2 separate regions of the Homo sapiens genome follow, and region 1 is linked to region 2. A link is an interaction called in ENCODE POLR2A ChIA-PET data of the cell type or tissue named here. Cell type or tissue: OCI-LY7. All regions are shown on one strand. Links, peaks and the distances in the headings refer to the core of each region. The heading gives the core; the rest is flanking DNA.

Region 1 (8,707 bases), core at 4,096-6,595, 150 kb after region 2:
GAGACTTATCACTATCATGAGAACAGCATGGGAAAGACCTGCCCCCATGATTCAATTACCTTCCACCAGGTCCCTCCCACAACATGTGGGAATTCAAGATGAGATTTGGGTGGGGACACAGCCAAACCATATCAGCTTTCTTGGTCGGACTTATAGTCAGAACTATTGAAGGTTATGCATCTCAGCCATTACTTCTACACGTGAATAATTCCTAATCTTCTCAATAGTACCCATATAGGAAGTGCTGGTATTTTTTGAGGCATGGATATCTTTCATTTGCTGAAGGCAGGGGCTGATGTAGGGTGTTGAGGTGACCTTAGTATGGGTGGTGGTTCCCACAGTTGGGAGACTTGTGTCTCTTTTGCACAAACCTATCACTGGGTTGCTCTGAGAAGGGTTAAGTGTCATCTCAGAATGTAGTGGGAACCCTGTCAGTTCTGTGGCCCATGTAGAAAGGGTTTCCGGGTCCCTTCAGTCAGTGGGAAATCACCATAGAATTATCATCATATCCCCATCCTTGGCTACATGTATAATAGTTTAGTATGAATTAATTTAATTCACACATGTGCATGCACACGCTCTATATATGTATGTATGTATGCCAGGAAGTTAAAACCCAGAGCTTCCAGCCAGACCATCCTGTTTGTTTTGCTATGGTTTTCATGTGGATTCTTCCTTGGAGTCAGGTAAAATGTAATCCCTCTGCCTCCATGCTGTGCATAGCAGACCAGTTTGTTGCTGCTGTCTGTGCACTCGTGCTCTGTGTGCGCTAGTCTGGCCTCATGCATGGCCAGGGTGCCCTGTCCTGTGACAGCAGGGGGCTGATCGCCTGCACATGCGTCCATCCGATGGCTTGATGGAGCTGCCTTCTATGTGTCAGTCTCTCTTTTTAAAGTACTCAACAGTATCCTCAGACTAATTTTTGCTTTTGCATTTTTGCTTTTGTTATCTTTGAGATATCAAGAGTGGAAGGCAGCATTCATTCCAGAGAGGACAAGACTTCTAAGGAAAAGAGAAGTGTTTTTTTGTGAGTCTAAGAACAGCATATGAGTGATAGAAAAACAGTTCCATAGTCCCTTCAACAGATCAGCAGGAAGGCTTTTGAAAACAGTAGTGAATCTTCTTTGCAGAGGCATGGACTGTAAGGAGAAAACCTTCTTCTATCTTTTGTACACTGCTGTTTTAGGGTACCCCAAGATAACATTGTTGATTCCTGGGGACCTAGGATGTTATCTCCTTGAATGAAACCTATTCTTCATGTCTTTTACAGTAACGAATAAATGTGTTGATGGATTCATCTGTACCCACAAAATGAGCCTTCAGAAAAGAAAATGCAAAGTTCAGTGATACTAGGTTATTACAAGCTCTTCGTGTTCCCTGTGACTGACCCTTCTACCTCTCTGGGGCAGCAGGCTCCCATTCTGAGAAACACTGGTATCTGGGGACACTGCAGGCTGAGCTGCTCAGCACAGGCCATGCATGCAGTGTGAGAAGCCACCTTGTTAGAGCAGTATCAATTATGGTGACTGTTAGAGCAGTATCAATTATGGTGACCTCTGTCAGCCTTATGGGGTTGGGGTTGGGTGCCACAAGGAGCTCCAGGGGCTCCCAGACAGAAGCCCAGCTGTATTCACCAGCACCCAGCATGGAGAATAATGGGTTTCCATGATAAGTAATGCTGCTGATGTACATCGTCTTCCTGGATCTCAATGCTTTCTAGATATTATTGTTATTTATATTTCCCTTATATACTGTGGAGCTTTATGGGTCTGGTAGGGTTGGGAATAAATAGTCCTATCATTTGTTAATTATGTTAAACTAATAGATGCATATGAGTTTTATGAGGGTTACTAATTACTTTTTTATTCAGTTAATGGAAATCTGTTACCCCTTAATTGATTTCAGCTGCAGTTATTTTGTTAGGGTGCTCTTGTTTAAATGGATGTATATTTCCCTCTGTGAGCCAAGTTCATTCAGATCTGCATTTGTGCAGGTCCTGTATTCTTATGTTTGATAAATGAGCAAGTGGGTATGTTGGTTGGTGGAAGGACGGGACCACGACACAGAGGCCCAGTCCTCATCCACCTGCCAGGGGTTGGCATGCAGGCATATAACATTTCTGTTGCATCTTTTGTTTTCACAGTGAGAGAAAAACGCAAGAGTCTCTTCATTAACCATGTAAGTGAAGCTGTCTCCCTGTGTTCTTCATAATGACTGTACAGTGTAAAGAGCTAAAATAACTGTCTGTGATGGATGAAAATGGCTCATGTGCTTTGTAGATACTTGGAAGAATGTTGCAGTGTACTTATGCTTAGTTTGGTTTGTAATTGGACAAGCATCACTCAGTATTTGTCCACTGTCCCAAATATTTTTCCAGAAGCCCTAGACCACTATTGTTCATGAGATGATGTGTGTGAACAATAACATATCAAACATCACCCAGCAAGTCCAAGCGAAAGCCACTTCTTTTTAATTTTGAATCCTTTCCTTTCTCTACCCTCACCCCCAAATTATTCTTTTTCTCTTGTAGCTCAGTTCCATTTGAATAAACACATAGTTGTTTTCCATGAGGCTCTCTGTCTCCACACTTGACTCTTCCCATTTGTTGTTTGTGGGTCCAGTAGAGTCTGCGTGTTCTTCTGATGCTCCAAGAAAGGATAAACTTGATAACACTAAATTTAAAAAAGATGTTCAAACATTTGGCTGGAGTCTTTTGGCCATTCTTAGCCATGTCTCCCTCCCCTGGTGGCCAGGTGCAGGTGCCCCATTGAGATACTTCATCCCTCTTCCTTCCTTGAGCAGAGATGTAGCTGGCTGGCTCCAGCACCTACTCCACACCCTATATACCAGGCAAGTCCTAGCCACACCTTCTTCTTAGAAATATGGCCCTTTAGGAAAGAAAACTCTCCGAGAGGGATGGAATGATGAAACAGGTGTAAATTATCAAAATAAGTATGCTCTAAGTCCTCATTCTAAAAACAGAACCACACAAGGGTCTTTCTCAGGATTTTTAGACTGTCTGCATCTGTGTATTTGAAGATCTTGAAATAGTCCTAAAGCTGTGTATTAAAGAGACTTAAAGCCATAATGTTGTATTCTCTGCCCTTTGAAAATATGGACAAAATGCAGTTGGGAAGAAATTCATAAGCTGGGCCCTTACACTCAAGGGACATGATGCTACGCCCTTAGGAGACTGATGACTTCTTTGTAGTCAGTGTTAATATATATGCACATATACAGTTTTCTAGGGGTCAGAGGGCTTATTATTTTTAGCAGATTCTTAAAGCAATCTGTGACCTTTTCCCTCGGCCCCTTAAATTTCAAAGCATCTGTTTAAAGCACCTTTGAAATTGCAATCTGTGTCATGAGGAAAATATGAAAATTGCCATGCCTTTTTTTTTTTGAAAGCAGTATATACCTGGATATAAAAATTTGAGCGATTGGAACGAATTCTCTAAATCCTTGCTTCCATTTCTTTGCCTGCTGGGTGCACTTGAATGCTTTCCCACTCATTACACTCATTAGCATGCCTGCCAAGGAGCTTGCAAGGGAAGGAGAAGAGCTGGAACTGCATCCAGGCCATCTTTCCTGTTCACTGCAGCTCCATGGAAGGTGCATTGAAGAAAGAGGAGGATAGGAGTTTGTGTCGCTCTGTTATCATTGTAGCTGATGATACAGAGGTGTGCTCCCACAGTTCTAACCTGCATACCTCTTTTAACATCCCTGCACGCCCCACCCCCCCAACAGGCACACACCTAACCTTGCCATTTCGTGTCCTGTATAGTCTGAGCACCTGCCACACACTTGAGAACACATCTGCTGCACCCAGCACATGGATTAGTATGGGAGGCCATGCATTCTCATGCACAGTATCTTCTAACGCCCAGCCCAGCATTCAAACCTCTGTAAAATCACATCTGCTGACACAGAGTGAAATCACACAGTTGTTGAGATCTCTGCAAATGCACCTGTTCCTATAGAAAAGAAATCTGGGTGCTAAGTTTCTTACATAACAGATGACCCTGTAACAAGCAGCGTGACCCTCTAAACTGTGAACAGACCTCGCTGCAAATGAGCGCCATCAGTCCTGCCACGCTAGGAAAAGCCGTGGGAGTGTGCCAGTCCCACCAGCTGAAATATCATTTGAGTGAAATTACCTGCAGATTCAATTAGGCTAATAAAGCAGCTGTACTTTTCAGGTTTTGAAACTTAGGAATAGTAAGTTAGAACAGTGGAGAAAGGACGAGCAATAATAATAATCGGTCCCATCTGCTGAGTGCTTTAAAGTGTGTGTGCCAGGCTCTGCTGTAATTGGTTTAATGGACTCATTTAGTTAGCACAATGGCCATGCTAGGTAGGCACAATTCAGTATTACTGTTTTACAGATGAGGAGATGAGGCACAAAGAAGTTAGCCAAGTAGACAGTGGAGCCCGGGTTGAGTCCCAGGTGGTCTGCTTCAAGCACGCCACTTAGCTCGCACCCTCTGTGTTCCTCAGATAATAACACCAGTTCCCATGTGACAGAGGTTGTTTAGCTTGCTTATCTGAACTTAGAGATAACATTTATAATTAAATTTGTATGGGACAGTCTCTAGGGTTCATTTCTGAATATGGATCTCAACTGAAATTTATCATTTAGTTTGTTACTGAACTCTGGAGTGATAGTTATTTTTCGCCCTTATTATACCATTTCATTTTTTATTTGCTTTATTGTGAGGGATGTTGTTTCTTTAATTTCTCTTTCAAGTTTTGAAGAACCCACTTAGTACATGTTGCTAAGTTAACCTACAAAGAGGCTACTATTTAAGAGAAATGAATACAGTTGTGTAGGTAAGCCATTTAAGACAAGGCGAGTGTTCACCTCTACCCCCAGGACCATGATAACTGCAGGGGAAATAACCTCCTCCAGGTGGAGAAAAGTAAGGCTTTCCTGGTTTCCAGCAAACAACACACATAAGCAAGTGAAAAGAGTGGACTATGACCCAGGACATTCTCCAGGGAATGGGGCAGTAGAGAATGGTCCCCCAGGCTGGAAAATGAGAGGGGCCTTTAACTGGCTCAAAACAGCCAAGAGAGACTCAGAGGATTAAGTGAAAGGAGACCACTTCTCAAGGAATTATTCCAGGTTTTGAAGCTTGAAGCCATTTGAAAATAAACCACTTTGGATGTTTTGACAGCAGGTTCAATCAGGGTGAATTATAAAGGTTAATATTTTAATCAGCACCTATGTTTTAGATGTAATTAAAGTGAACAGGTATAGGAAGGTTTTTGTTGTTGTTGTTGTTGTTGTTGTTTTTGAGATGGAGTCTCGCTCTGTCACCCAGGCTGGAGGGCATTGGTACGATCTTGGCTCACTGCAACCTCCCCAACCCGGGTTCAAACTATTCACCTGCCTCAGCCTCCCAAGTAGCTGGGATTAAAAGCATGCGCCACCATACCCGGCTAATTTTTGTATTTTTAGTAGAGACAGGAATTAGCTATGTTGGCCAGGCTGGTCTTGAACCCCTGACCTCAGGTGATCCACCCGCCTTAGCTTCCCAAAGTGCTGGGATTACAAGCATGAGCCACTGCGTCCAGCTAGGAAAATTTAATGCATATGAAAGATACACGTATTTTTAAAAGGCTGTGTAAAGGGATTTATGTAAAGTTTATTTAAAATTTGCTGACATTTTGACTTTGCTTTTTTTTTTTTAAGGTTAGCTGTTTTTATGAATCTTTTAATTAAAGTGTAAAAATCTCTGATTATAGATTGTGGGTGACATTGTAGGTGGTTGGAGTTAAGAATCACTCCTGAAAAAAAAAAATCACTCCTGAAACTCAGAATGTATGCTTTTTACCTTAGCCTCACTTTTCTATGATTATCTTCCTGCCACCTGGTGATAGCACACCAAAAATGAATGGGTTATTCTAAGAAGTTAAAAAAAAAAAAAAGATGTGAAAACAGAATGAATGAGGAGTTGAATAGCCAGCTTCCTTTGTCTTGTTTGCCATAGGTGCACTTTGAAACGAGAAAGCCAGACTGGGAATTCTGTGTAGTGTGATCCTCAAAAAAAAAAAAACCAAAGCATTTGTCTCAACACTGAGTCTGGTGATAGTTGAGGAAACTTTGTGAGGAAGTAAAGCAACTAGGGAGAGTTACTTATCAGCTAAGCAAGAGTCACATTATTATTAGTGGGACTTGGAGCCAAAAGAACTTTGTTCAAACCCTCGTTCTGCCACCTGCTAATTGGGCAATCTTGGAAACATCTTGAAATCTCAGTTTTCTTATCTCCTAGGGTGGGTCATAATTCCAGACCTACTTGACTCAAAGGTAGTGATTTGCAGCCTAATTATAACACCATATACGTATGTTGTATTATTATTGTCCATTGGAATTTAGGTAAAATTGATTTAATTTTCCAAGTTCAATATCAAAACTGATGAAAGTCTTTCTGGTATTTTGAGTATGGATATAGTTTTTTCATAATCATTAAGACCAGGATTTTCTGGGAGGAGTATATTCTGTTCAGCTCCCTTTGGAGAATACTGACTTGAATCATTTGCTCCTCTTAACACAGTTCAGTTCCAAATCAGTTTCTGCCTTTTAGCTTTGAGTGAGGTAGGAATAGGAGTCCTTGTAAAAAGGTGTCTATTCTGGTTATAGGCTTCATCTGTAAGTCATAAAAGTCAAGTAATACAGTGAGCTACATCTAGGAACTGAAATTTAAAACATTTTAAATCTTGCTTTTGCCTCTGGAATAGAATGAGAGTTTATTGAGCAGCTGCTGTGTTAGCATCAATGCCATATGCTTGGAGGATGTGAAAGAAGACTAAGTTTTTAAAATATCAGTAAAAATTTTAAAAATCCAATAAGATTAAAGAAATCCAGCTTTTACTTTGAAATAATTTCAAATGTATAGAAAAGTAACAGCAATAATTGAGAGTACAGGATTTTCATGTGACTAAAGGAACCTTAGATGCTCTGGTTCTCAGACCCCCTGTTCTGCTTCACCCAGGGATGTTGACATGGGGTAGGTGTTTTGTTATTTTCTCTCTTCTTTTTGTTTTTTCTTCTTCTTTTTGCGGAATGTCTAGAAATGATAATGATAATGTTACACACACTGGTACATTGAGAAGCTTGGGTAGGACATCAATTCCTTAAGTGTATTGGTTATGTCTGTGGAGGACTTTCTCTTTTCTTACCTCTTTCTGTTTCTTCTTCACCCCTTCTTCCCTTTCTTCATGCTGTCACTCTTGTAATGAGGCACAAAGGAAGTGGCACTTGTAAAGTGTAATGGTCCATTCAAATACAGGGCAGCCGACAGGTGGAATTGCTTCCCTAGTGCCTTTGTGGAAGGTCATTTTGAAAGCTACATTGTCCTTGTTAAGACACACAAGTGACGGGGCCACTGAGCTGTTGTTATGATTTAGCCTGGTAACTCATGGTGTGTTCTCCATGGAAGTTCCTATGTTGGAAGCCCTGATCTTTTGTATATAGTGTTAGGATATCATCCCTTAATTAGCCAGCACAAATTCTTGACCACAGCTGCCTGGTTTTCACATTGCTCTGACACTGCTACATGTGGGGAAGGAGCTGTTCTCATTTTAGTCAGTCACTGACTCTTGGTTCCATTGCTGCCATTCCCAGAGTTAGGGGAAGCACAACCACTCCTGCTAGCTGGGCAGGCACTGAGGGCCTCTTCACTGTGCATTCTACTTGTCACTTCATTGCTCTCCTAACCTCCTCAGTTTTCAACTCCATCACCTTGCTCAGGGACTTCTGGAGTAGAGAGAAGAAAGGAATGAAGTGAAGCCTTGAAGGAGCATTCTACTTGAAGCAGGAACTTTGTCAGAAAAGCCCTTTAAGAAGCAGACTTTGTATCCCTTAGCCTTGTGTTATAATCTGTTCTTTGACTTTATATATACATATATATGTGTGTGTATATATATGTGTGTGTACATATATATGTTTTAACTTTTATTTCAAACTTACAGAATGATTTTAATAGTAGTAATACAGAAAACTCTCATCTACCCTTTAGCCAGATTCATCAGTTTTAAACCAATATTCTCTCACATTCTGCACATCCTTGGTCATTGTCTTTTATTATTTTTTCTGAATTGTTTGGAAGTAGGTTGTCTGCATTCTGCCTTTTCTCCCTAATACTCCACTGTGTATTTCCTAAGACCAAGGCTATTCTCTGTGTAACCACAATATTATCAAAATAAAGAATTTAACATTGATATGTTTCTTCTAATTAACTGATCATATTCCAGCAATGTTAAGTGGCTCCGTAATGTCCGCTACAGCGTGTTTTTCTGTGGTATGGGTTTCACTCCAGCCTGACACATGGCATTTAGTTGGCATGCACGCTCTATGTCCTTTAATCTGGAGCAGATTCTCAGCCTTTCTCAGTCTTTCAGGACATTGACACTGTTGAAGAATACAGGGCCAGTTTTTTTTTTTTTTTTAAATAATAATGTAATGTTTCTCATTTTGGATTTGCCCGAAGGATTCAGTTAAACATTTACAGCCAGAATACTACATGGAGTGTTCCCTTGCCCTTTTCAAGACATCAAATCGAGAGGCAGGCAGTTTCATCTGACTCTTGTTGCTGATGTTGATTTTGATTACCGGGCAAGGTGCTGCCTGGATCCTCCACTGTCTGTTTACTCGTTTTCCCTTTGCAACTAATAAGCAGTCTCTGGGCAGGTACTTTAAAACCAT
Region 2 (8,707 bases), core at 2,825-5,324:
TTTCTCCCTCCCAGCACTGTTGACATTAGGGGGGGCTGCCCTATCCATTGCAGGATGTTTAGCGGCCTCCCACCTCTGTCCACCAGATGCCATGCCAGCTGCAGCAACAGCACCCTCCATAACAACAACAAAAAAATGTTTCCAGATGTGGCCAAATGAAATCTCCCCTGAGAGGGCAACTCCTCTACTCTGCCTGAAAATCAGTGCCTTACAGGCTCTAGGATTCCAGGTGAAAGAGAAATTTAGTAGAGCAATTTGCAGTGGTTCTGCTTTCTTCGTATCTGTCACTTGCACACATCACGGCCTCAGGGGTTGCAGGGGTTGCACAGCTCCAGGGCTGCCATTAGCATCAGATTTTGATGGGAATGAGCCCTATGTCTCCTCCTCCAGCTTTGCAAAGGGCTGCGTTGTTCCTTTTGACTCCTTAGAACTAACATTAGGTTCTAAGATGGTGTTCCTAATGGTACTGTTGACAGGAAAGACATTGGCCACCGTTCTGACAATGGGTGGTGGGGTAGCTTTCTGTGTGCACTTGGAAGTTGTGTAATTTCTTTAACTCAGATTCATAATTCACTTAATTTTTTGCCCTTATTCCTTTTGCTTTTTTCTTCCTTTTTTATTGAAAGAGTAGTAAATTTTTCTTCTTTTATCCAGCAGTTTTGTTTCTTATTCATTTTTCACATTAGCTACTTCTGTATGTGTGTGTTTCATATTTTATGAGTACTCACAGTGGACTTTTTTTTTGAGAGTCTATTCTGATGAGGAATATGTAAATGGAATGACAGTTAAGAGTCTGTAAAGTTCTAATCCGACTACATTTTCTGACAGTGTGTAGCTTTGGCTTGGTTCAGGTGCTGAATTGGTTTTGTATCTTTGTGGACTGTTTGAAATCTCAGCTGCAGCATGATGACCTGGCCCCCCGAGGCAGGTGGTGAACTGAACAGGCATTTGATTCAGGGGTCTGGCATTCAAGGGCATCCTTAGTGGAAAACTTTGAAGGGGAGAAAAACCCTTGGTTTGTTGCATCTCTGTTGCACTGTTGAGGAAAAATAGTGATGAGATCATTTAAATTATTTGATCTCAAGAGTCACTTCCATTAGTCAGGTGCACTGCTGCTGGATTGAGGAAATGGCAGCGTGGGTTTCTTGAAATAGAGGTTTAGAAATTCGAGTCTTGATTTTCAGCTTGCCTAGGTGAAGGAAGCTCCAAAGAATGTCGTGACACAGTATTCCTGACAAACATTGTCTCTAAGTATATTTGAACCAAAAATGTCAGTTCCTTAGAAAGTATGTTTATAAATATACAAATGGAAGTGATTCTTGAAATTGAAGGTGCCTTCCAAAAGTCTGAGGTTTGAAAACATTTAGTCAACTCTTGCCCTGTCCATATAGCACACAACTTTTATTAGGAAAGTTATCATTATAAGAGAGTAGCTATTCATTAAAGAGGTGGTTTTCAACACTGCTATTACAGAGCTCAAAGGGGACTGCCCAGGCCATTACCACAGGATTAAAAAGGCCCCTGCATGTGATTGTCAGGACTTATGTCAGTGTGTGCACAACCAATCAGGAAGATTATTTGGAGTTGTGAAAATGAACCTCTTCTGTTTATACGACACATCTGGAAGTGACGTGGAAGATGAACTCTTCAGGTCAATTTAGGCAAAGCTGCCAAACCTTGATTACTTTCTCTGTATTCTTTTGGTATTCTGTGGTCCTTCAAAGTGACTTTAAGTACTGTTTTTAGAGTGATTCTGAAGTTTAAACAAGCTCAGTATATGCCTAATTTCCTGAAATAGGAGGTCTCTCAGGGAAGGTCCAGCCTAACCCAAGTTAAATACGTTCTTTAGTTCTATCAGCTGTTTTTCAGATGCAACTAATCTAGAAAGTTTGTTTGCACAAAATAAAAATATGGCAAAATGTGTTTTATACTACTTACATAGTGGGTGCTTAGTTTGTGGGAAACAGGGATATATTTCTGAAACAAGGACAATTATGCTTACAGAATATTTTAAGAATTTTTATTTTAAGTATATAATACCATTGGAACAAGATGAACAGCACTGCTTCTTATGAGATACCCTTACAGGACCTTTTTTGGTAAAAGGGTAACTAGCTAATTATTAGGGTAGTGTATATGTAGGGAGAGTATTTATAATAAGCCTGAAATCACATTCTCTTTGCAAAGACCAGTGCTCCTCCTGAATGTCTTCAGCCTAATAATCTAAAGAGCCATTTATTATACACTTTGGTGGTTGGATTTAGCCATCTTGTGGTGGGAGCAGTCACTGAGCTCCAAGTTAAGTTAGCCACATTGTTTTGTTTGCTTCTGAGTGTGTAAGTGATCTACCTAGTTTTCAAGTATTTTAAGACGTTTGGCATATGATATTTTCGCCTTCAGTTCACTTATTTTATTCCATTGAAGTGTTAACGCTGACGGTGGGTCACTGTGTGGGGTGACAGTGGCTGAAAAACTGATTGCAAAGCTGTATTTAAAATTTTTTTCAGAGTTCAAGAGTGGTGTCAGTTCTTCAGTTTGACATTCTTGCTATAGATAGAGGTTATGTAAACACAATGCTAGTACTCCAAGGAACTAAACAAGCTGAGAAGTTAGTGGAGTTCCTTTCCTTTCTCGTTAAGCTAACATTTGTAGCAAGTGGCTGCATCCCCTTGAAGTGTTTGTGGAATGTGTTCTCTTCATCCACAGAGAAGATGTTGGAGAGAAAACAGAATTAACTAGGCAAGTAGTTGGCTGAGAGAATTACCAGTGCCTGGGGTGACTAGGCTTAGAGCCACAGCCATTGTAGGTGGTCCACAAATATGGTAGCCTGAGCAGAGGGCCATTTTCTAGAAATGTGAGAATTTGATGTCCCCTGTGGGAATTCGAGCTTCAGTTCTTCAGTAGGTCAACAACCATTGGTCAGTCCAAGTTCTGCCGTCCAGCCTCCCTGCTGGATGCTGGGAATACAAAGGTCAACGTTATTTGGACCTTGCGCTTAAGGACATAATGATCTATTAGGTGAGACAGATGCAAATAAGGGATTACAATACGGTGTGTAGGGGAAGAAGGGACACCAGAGTCCCCTGGATGGCAGAGGATGTGGTCAGGGTAAGTTAGCAAATGAGCGCTGCCTGATTAGTGAGGGGAAAGAGTGGTGAAGGGGGTGGGGCAGTGAGGCAGAGGCCGGTAAGGCCAAGGCAGGCACAGGGTAATTTGCTTCTGAAAGATCCAGGCTGGACTGGGCATATGTTCCTTTTTTCTTTCTTTCTTTCTTTTTTGAGATAGGGTCTCACTCTGTAACCTGGACTGGAGTGCAGTGGTGAGATCATAGCTCACTGCAGCCTTGACCTCCCAGTCTCAAGCAGTCCTTCTGCTTTAGCCTCCCGAGTAGCTGGGACCACAAGTGTGCACCACCATGCCTGGCTAAGTTTTTAAATTATTTGTACATACAGGGTCTTGGCATGTTGCTTAGGCTGGTCTGGAACTCCTGGGCTCAAGTGATCCTCCTGCCTCAGCCTCCCAAAGTGCTGGGATTACAGTCATGAGCTACCACACGTGGTGGGTATATGTTCCTTTTGAAGTCAGTAGGTAGTTTAGTTGAACTTGTTCGTAGCTTAGTCCCCAAAGATTTAATGAATTGTGCTCATTAAGAGGACGTTTGTTGGAAAAGAGATTTCACAATGATGGATGTGTACTGGAGTTTCATGTATATTTTTATATACTCTAGATTCTGGAGAATGATCACTCAGTTTTAGTGTGGAAGACAGAATAGACATCTTTAGAACTGTAAAAGGAATAAGCTATTTTTGTTGAGTATGAGAAGAAGATAGCCTTCGTAGAATCACAGGCTGTTCAGAGCATCAAGGACCTCATACTGTAGGAGATCCTCATGTTACAGATAGGACAGCTGAGCTGCCAAGAGGAGCTGCTCCTCGGCTCCCCAAAGCTGGTTCACAGCAGTTCTCAGTCTGAGAGCAAGTCTTCTGATACTGGGGTCAGATCCTTTCACTGCAACACACTGTACCTCTTTTAAACCAGTTCTTATAGCAAGGTAAAAGTTTCTCAAGAAGAAATTGACCTATCTTAATGTTTTTCTTTTTTAATGTGATGTTAGTCTAAGTAAGAATTATGTTTTAGGGAATTGTATTAGTTGAAAAGCTGTACAAGAAATTACCCCAACATTTAGTAACTTAAAATAACAACATTTGTTGTCTCTCAGTTTTTGTGAGTCAGGACTCCCAGTTTAGCTGAGAGCCTCTGGCTCAGGGTGTCTCCTGGGATTACAGCTGAGCTCTCAGGTGGGGCTGTAGTCAACTCATGGCTCAACTAGGGGAACTGCCTCCAGGCTCACTTACGTGGCCAATGCAGGCATCAGGTGCTCACTGGCTGTTGGCTGGATACATCAGTTTCCTGCCACACTGGCCTCTCCATAGGGCAGCTGGCTTCCCCTGGACCAAGTGATCCAAGAGAGAGCAGGAGAGACCAAGAGAGACCCACAAGATGGAAGCCATACATAGTCTTTTTTTTTTTTTTTTTTTGGGATGACATCTCACTCTGTCGCTCAGGCTGGAGTGTATTGGCGGGATCTCAGCTCACTGCAACCTCTGTCTCCTGGGTTCAAGAGAGTCTCCTGCCTCAGCTTCTTGAGTAGCTGGGATTACAGGCGCCCACCACCACGCCTGGCTAATTTTTGTATTTTTGGTAGAGACGGGGTTTCACAAATTGGCCAGGCTGGTCTCGAACTCCTGACCTCAAGTGATCTGTCCGTCTTGGCGTCCCAAAGTGCTGGGATTACAGGCATGAGTCACCGCACCTGGCTGGAAGCCATAGTCTTATAACCTGAGCTTAGAAGTGACATTTCGTCACTGCTATTTGATAGAATCAAGTCATTAAGTTGAGGGGACAGTATTATATTAATACAAGAGTGTGAATACCAGGAGATACATTGGGGCCCATCTTGGATGCTGCCCACGACAAACATGGATTAAGATTCTGTTCATTGTGTTTAACAGAAGTTCACTAAAACTGACTTCCGCAAAACAGACGGGGAGTGGGAGAGAGAATAACTATGGGATCTGAGGATTTTTCATGGAGACAAAGGGTGAGGAGCATAACTAAGTCTCATGAGGAACTGGACTTGGAAGGTGGACAGTCTGTAGGAACTGAGGCAGCTTTCTCCTTCAGTATCTTAATAGTAAATTCTCCTATCTTTCTAAGTCAGTCTTATGTTTCAGGTGTCTCAAATTTATTTTTCTTTTAATCTTTATTCTTTATAAAATAGCTATTTTTCTTTGTCTACACATGGTGGAAAATGGCCACCCCAGTGGTTCTAGGACCATAAAAGACTAATGGGAAGAATTTCTGTGTCCCAGGAGAGAGGATTGAGTTTCCTTTGCCCCACTAGTGGGATGGCTCCCCCTATGAAAGTTGTCCAGTGAGCAGGGTCAAGGTTTAGGTTTGGGGTACGGACATGAGTGCAGGAGCCTTACTCTCCTGTGTGTTGTCAGGGATGGATAAAGGGGATGAAGTTGGAGGGGTTTAGTGAATGGTTGGGACAGCAAATTTCAGAGAAGAGCATTTGGAAATAATTTTCTCAAATATATATTTTTAAAATCCATATTTGATTTTTTTCCCTCAGGGATTCCCAAGCATAGTAGAGCTAAAATGAATTAATTTGGGTAAAAGTAAAGTTAAGGCTAAGTTAGGAAACACTTTTAAAAACAGGAACCTGCTGCGTGCGGTGGCTCCTGCCTTGTAGTCCCAGCACTTTGGGAGGCAGAGGCGGGTGGATCACCTGAGATCAGGAGTTCAAGACCAGCCTGGCCAACATTGTGAAACCCCATCTCTACCAAAAATATGAAAATTAGCTGGGTGTGGTAGCGCATGCCTGTAGTCCCAGCTACTCGGGAGGCTGAGGCAGAAGAATCGCTTGAACCCAGTAGGCAGAGGTTGCAGTGAGCCAATATTGCGCCATTGCACTCCAGCCTGGGCAACAGAGCAAGATACTGTCTCCAAAAAAAAAAAAAAAAAAAAAAAAAAAAGAGGAATGTTAGTGGAAAAGCAAGGTTTTCTATATTAATTATTTAAAAAATGTCTCTGAGACTAGTATTAACCTGGAAAACTTACTGATTATCGTAAGTACTATTTCTCTCTCTCTCTTTAGTTGCCCCTTATAAATTCCAGGTTTAACAACTTTTTAAAATGTTCTTATGCCATGAACATCTGTCAGCTTTCCTATCTTAGATTGTTTTTTTTTTTAGCAGCTTATGTAACTTGAAATGAAATTACCATTTTTTGTTCTAAAACTGCCCATTTAGTGTGTTGATAGGGTTTTGCTTTTGGCTTCAGTTGATTTCAATAGATGACAAAGATGCAGAAAAGGTTTTTATTTTCATTTTTGCATGCTTGTTCACTTCCATGGCACTTTAAAATGATGCACACTCTGGCTTAGCTGCAAGAAAGCTTGTATTACAAAGATAGAAACCAAAAGCCTTTTCTGGAGGTGTTTTTCTTTTTGCTTTGTAGATAAGTCAGAAGAATCCTGTGAAACCTAAAGACAGTCTACCACTTGCATAGTTGGGTAGTTTTCATTTTTGTTCTTGGAGTTGGATCTGAGCAGTACAGCAGTAGCAGCAATTAAAGCATGTTAGTGTATGGTAAACACTTATGCTTGTACATCTTAAGATGTTGCTTTGTTGGTCAAAATCCGATTTTAAAAGTTGAGACTGGTGCAGTGGTTTTGGGAATTAACACATGGTAAACAGCTCTGTTCCCAGCCCCCAATTCTCCATGACTCCGCGTGGGGGTAGCTGGTGTTGTAGCGCATGTTTGAGGACGTGGATGTGGCAACGGGAAGCGTGCTTCACATGGGGTGGGTCCACAGAGCCTAGCATGGTTGGCTGGGTGGTGCTTCTTCAGAAAAATCTGCGCCCACTCCTTAACCTCTTCATGTTTTACTCATACTCTGCTATTGTGGGTTTAGGTTTGGCAATAATGCTGCTACTTACATTGAGAACCTAATAGGGAAAAAAGACTGGGCTTTGTAGTTGCAACGATTGCTGGGAAGATGCAACAAGTTTTTCTAGCTTCTTATTATGGTTTACTGTGATCCATTCTCTTAAAACTATTCTTTCTTATAATCCTCTCTCTCTCTCCTTAACAGATGAGGAGTTGATCATGCCACTGCCCTGCTCACAATCCCTGAGTGGCTTCTGTTGTGGTTAGAGTAAATACATACTCCTCCCCGTGGCTCAGAGTCATTGGTGTCTGTCCCCTGCCTGCCATGTAAACCTCCTTTCTCGTTGTGACTCCATGCACAAGGGCCTCCCAGTGTTTTTCAAGCTTCCAACTTTGTCTGTCTCAGGCTCTGTACAGATGTTCTTCCTTCTGCCCTGCATGCTCTTCCCAAAGCTCATCACCTGGCTGGCTTTTGGGCATCCCGCATCACCCCGCATCACCTGTTCAGGTTTTTTCCTAAGAACATAATCCAGAGAGAGCAGCCCCTGCTCCTGCCCCTGCCCCTGCCCCAGCCCCAGCCCCAGCCCCAGCCCCATCACGCTCAGTCACTTTACCTTTATGAGGTAATGTTTACCACAGTCTGAAATTATCTTATTTGCCTGTTGCTTGTGTTTCCCCCACTCCCAGAATAGAAACACAATGAGGACAGGGACATGTCTTGCCCACTACGATGCCTCCATCACCTAACACAGTACTTAGCATATAGTAGTTCTCAGGAAATACTCGAATGAATAGAAGTGCTGCATTCATTTAACACATAGCAAACATTTTTTTGTATGTGTGTTTCTAGACCTTGGCATTTTTAAAGAGCACTGGTCAGTTTGTAAAATATCCCTCAATTTGACTTTGTCTAGTGTTTCCTCTGGATTAGATTCAGATTATGTATTTTTGGTAGAAGCAGTGCCTCGTGTCAGAAGGCACGTGTCTGTTTATCCCAGCATTGGGGATGCTAACTTTGATCACTTTGTGAAGCTGTGTCATATTCTAGGTTTCTTCAGTGTACTGTTGCTGCTTTTTCCTTTGTAATTAATAAGTAATTTGTGGGGAGATTTAGACTTTGTAAATATTCGATTTCTTATCAAACTTTCACTCACAAGTTTTAGTATCCATTGACGGTTTTTTAGGTCCTTCTGTATCTATTAGCAGGCATTCTCTTGTAAGGAAAAGCTCTCCCTTCTCATCATTTATATATTGATCAGTATGGGTCATGGATTGTTATTTCATTGAGTTTTAATCTATTATTTTTTTTTTGTTGCTTAAGTTGTCCAAACTTTGACTGGTGGGAGCCTCTTCAAACTGGTTTCTTTTCAAGCTGTGTTCTTTTGCTATGTCCTTATCATTCCTTCAGTGCTTCCTTAATTTCTGGCAGGACATTTGCTTTTTAGAAATCATTTTTCTCTTGATTTGGAAAATGCACTTTTTTGCTTTTTTTGCCCCCCGCAAGAAGTATGGATGTCATACTTCCCTTTACAGAACACCACCATAACATCTGTACTCATTCATGATACCTACAAATGTGACCTTAAGCAAGTCTTTTTTTTTTTTTTTTTTAAACTCATGATTTTTCTTGCTGTTTCTGTGAAATCTAAGAGGAGCAGCTTGTCTGCTTGTAGCTCAGGGACAGAATAGCATTGTGTGAGGTGGTCCACATATTTATTGAATACTGCCAGTGCATAAAGCATTCTACCTG

What was found. ChIA-PET counts read pairs that join two places held together with the same protein. Peaks named below come from ENCODE experiments on the same cell type or tissue, not always from the same donor. Only the 100,000 strongest peaks of a DNase experiment are listed, where the experiment ranks them.
Region 1: POLR2A ChIA-PET joins it to region 2 with 6 read pairs; 4 of 35 experiments call an interaction of 5 or more read pairs at or near these places.

Annotation. Positions count from the first base shown.
Region 1 is chr10:35,499,358-35,508,064 of GRCh38, forward strand. CCNY (cyclin Y) reads left to right here. Exons shown (of 10, transcript NM_145012.6): 3 at 2,144-2,178. Among named protein-coding and RNA genes, the nearest start is that of GJD4, 100 kb to the right of the region's middle. In OCI-LY7, for the core only: no CTCF peak of the experiment used is centred there; no DNase peak of the experiment used is centred there; H3K4me3 peaks cover 469 bases.
Region 2 is chr10:35,349,666-35,358,372 of GRCh38, forward strand. The region is part of intron 1 of CCNY (cyclin Y); the gene reads left to right. Among named protein-coding and RNA genes, the nearest start is that of CCNY, 18 kb to the left of the region's middle. In OCI-LY7, for the core only: no CTCF peak of the experiment used is centred there; a DNase peak (open chromatin) is centred at 4,306.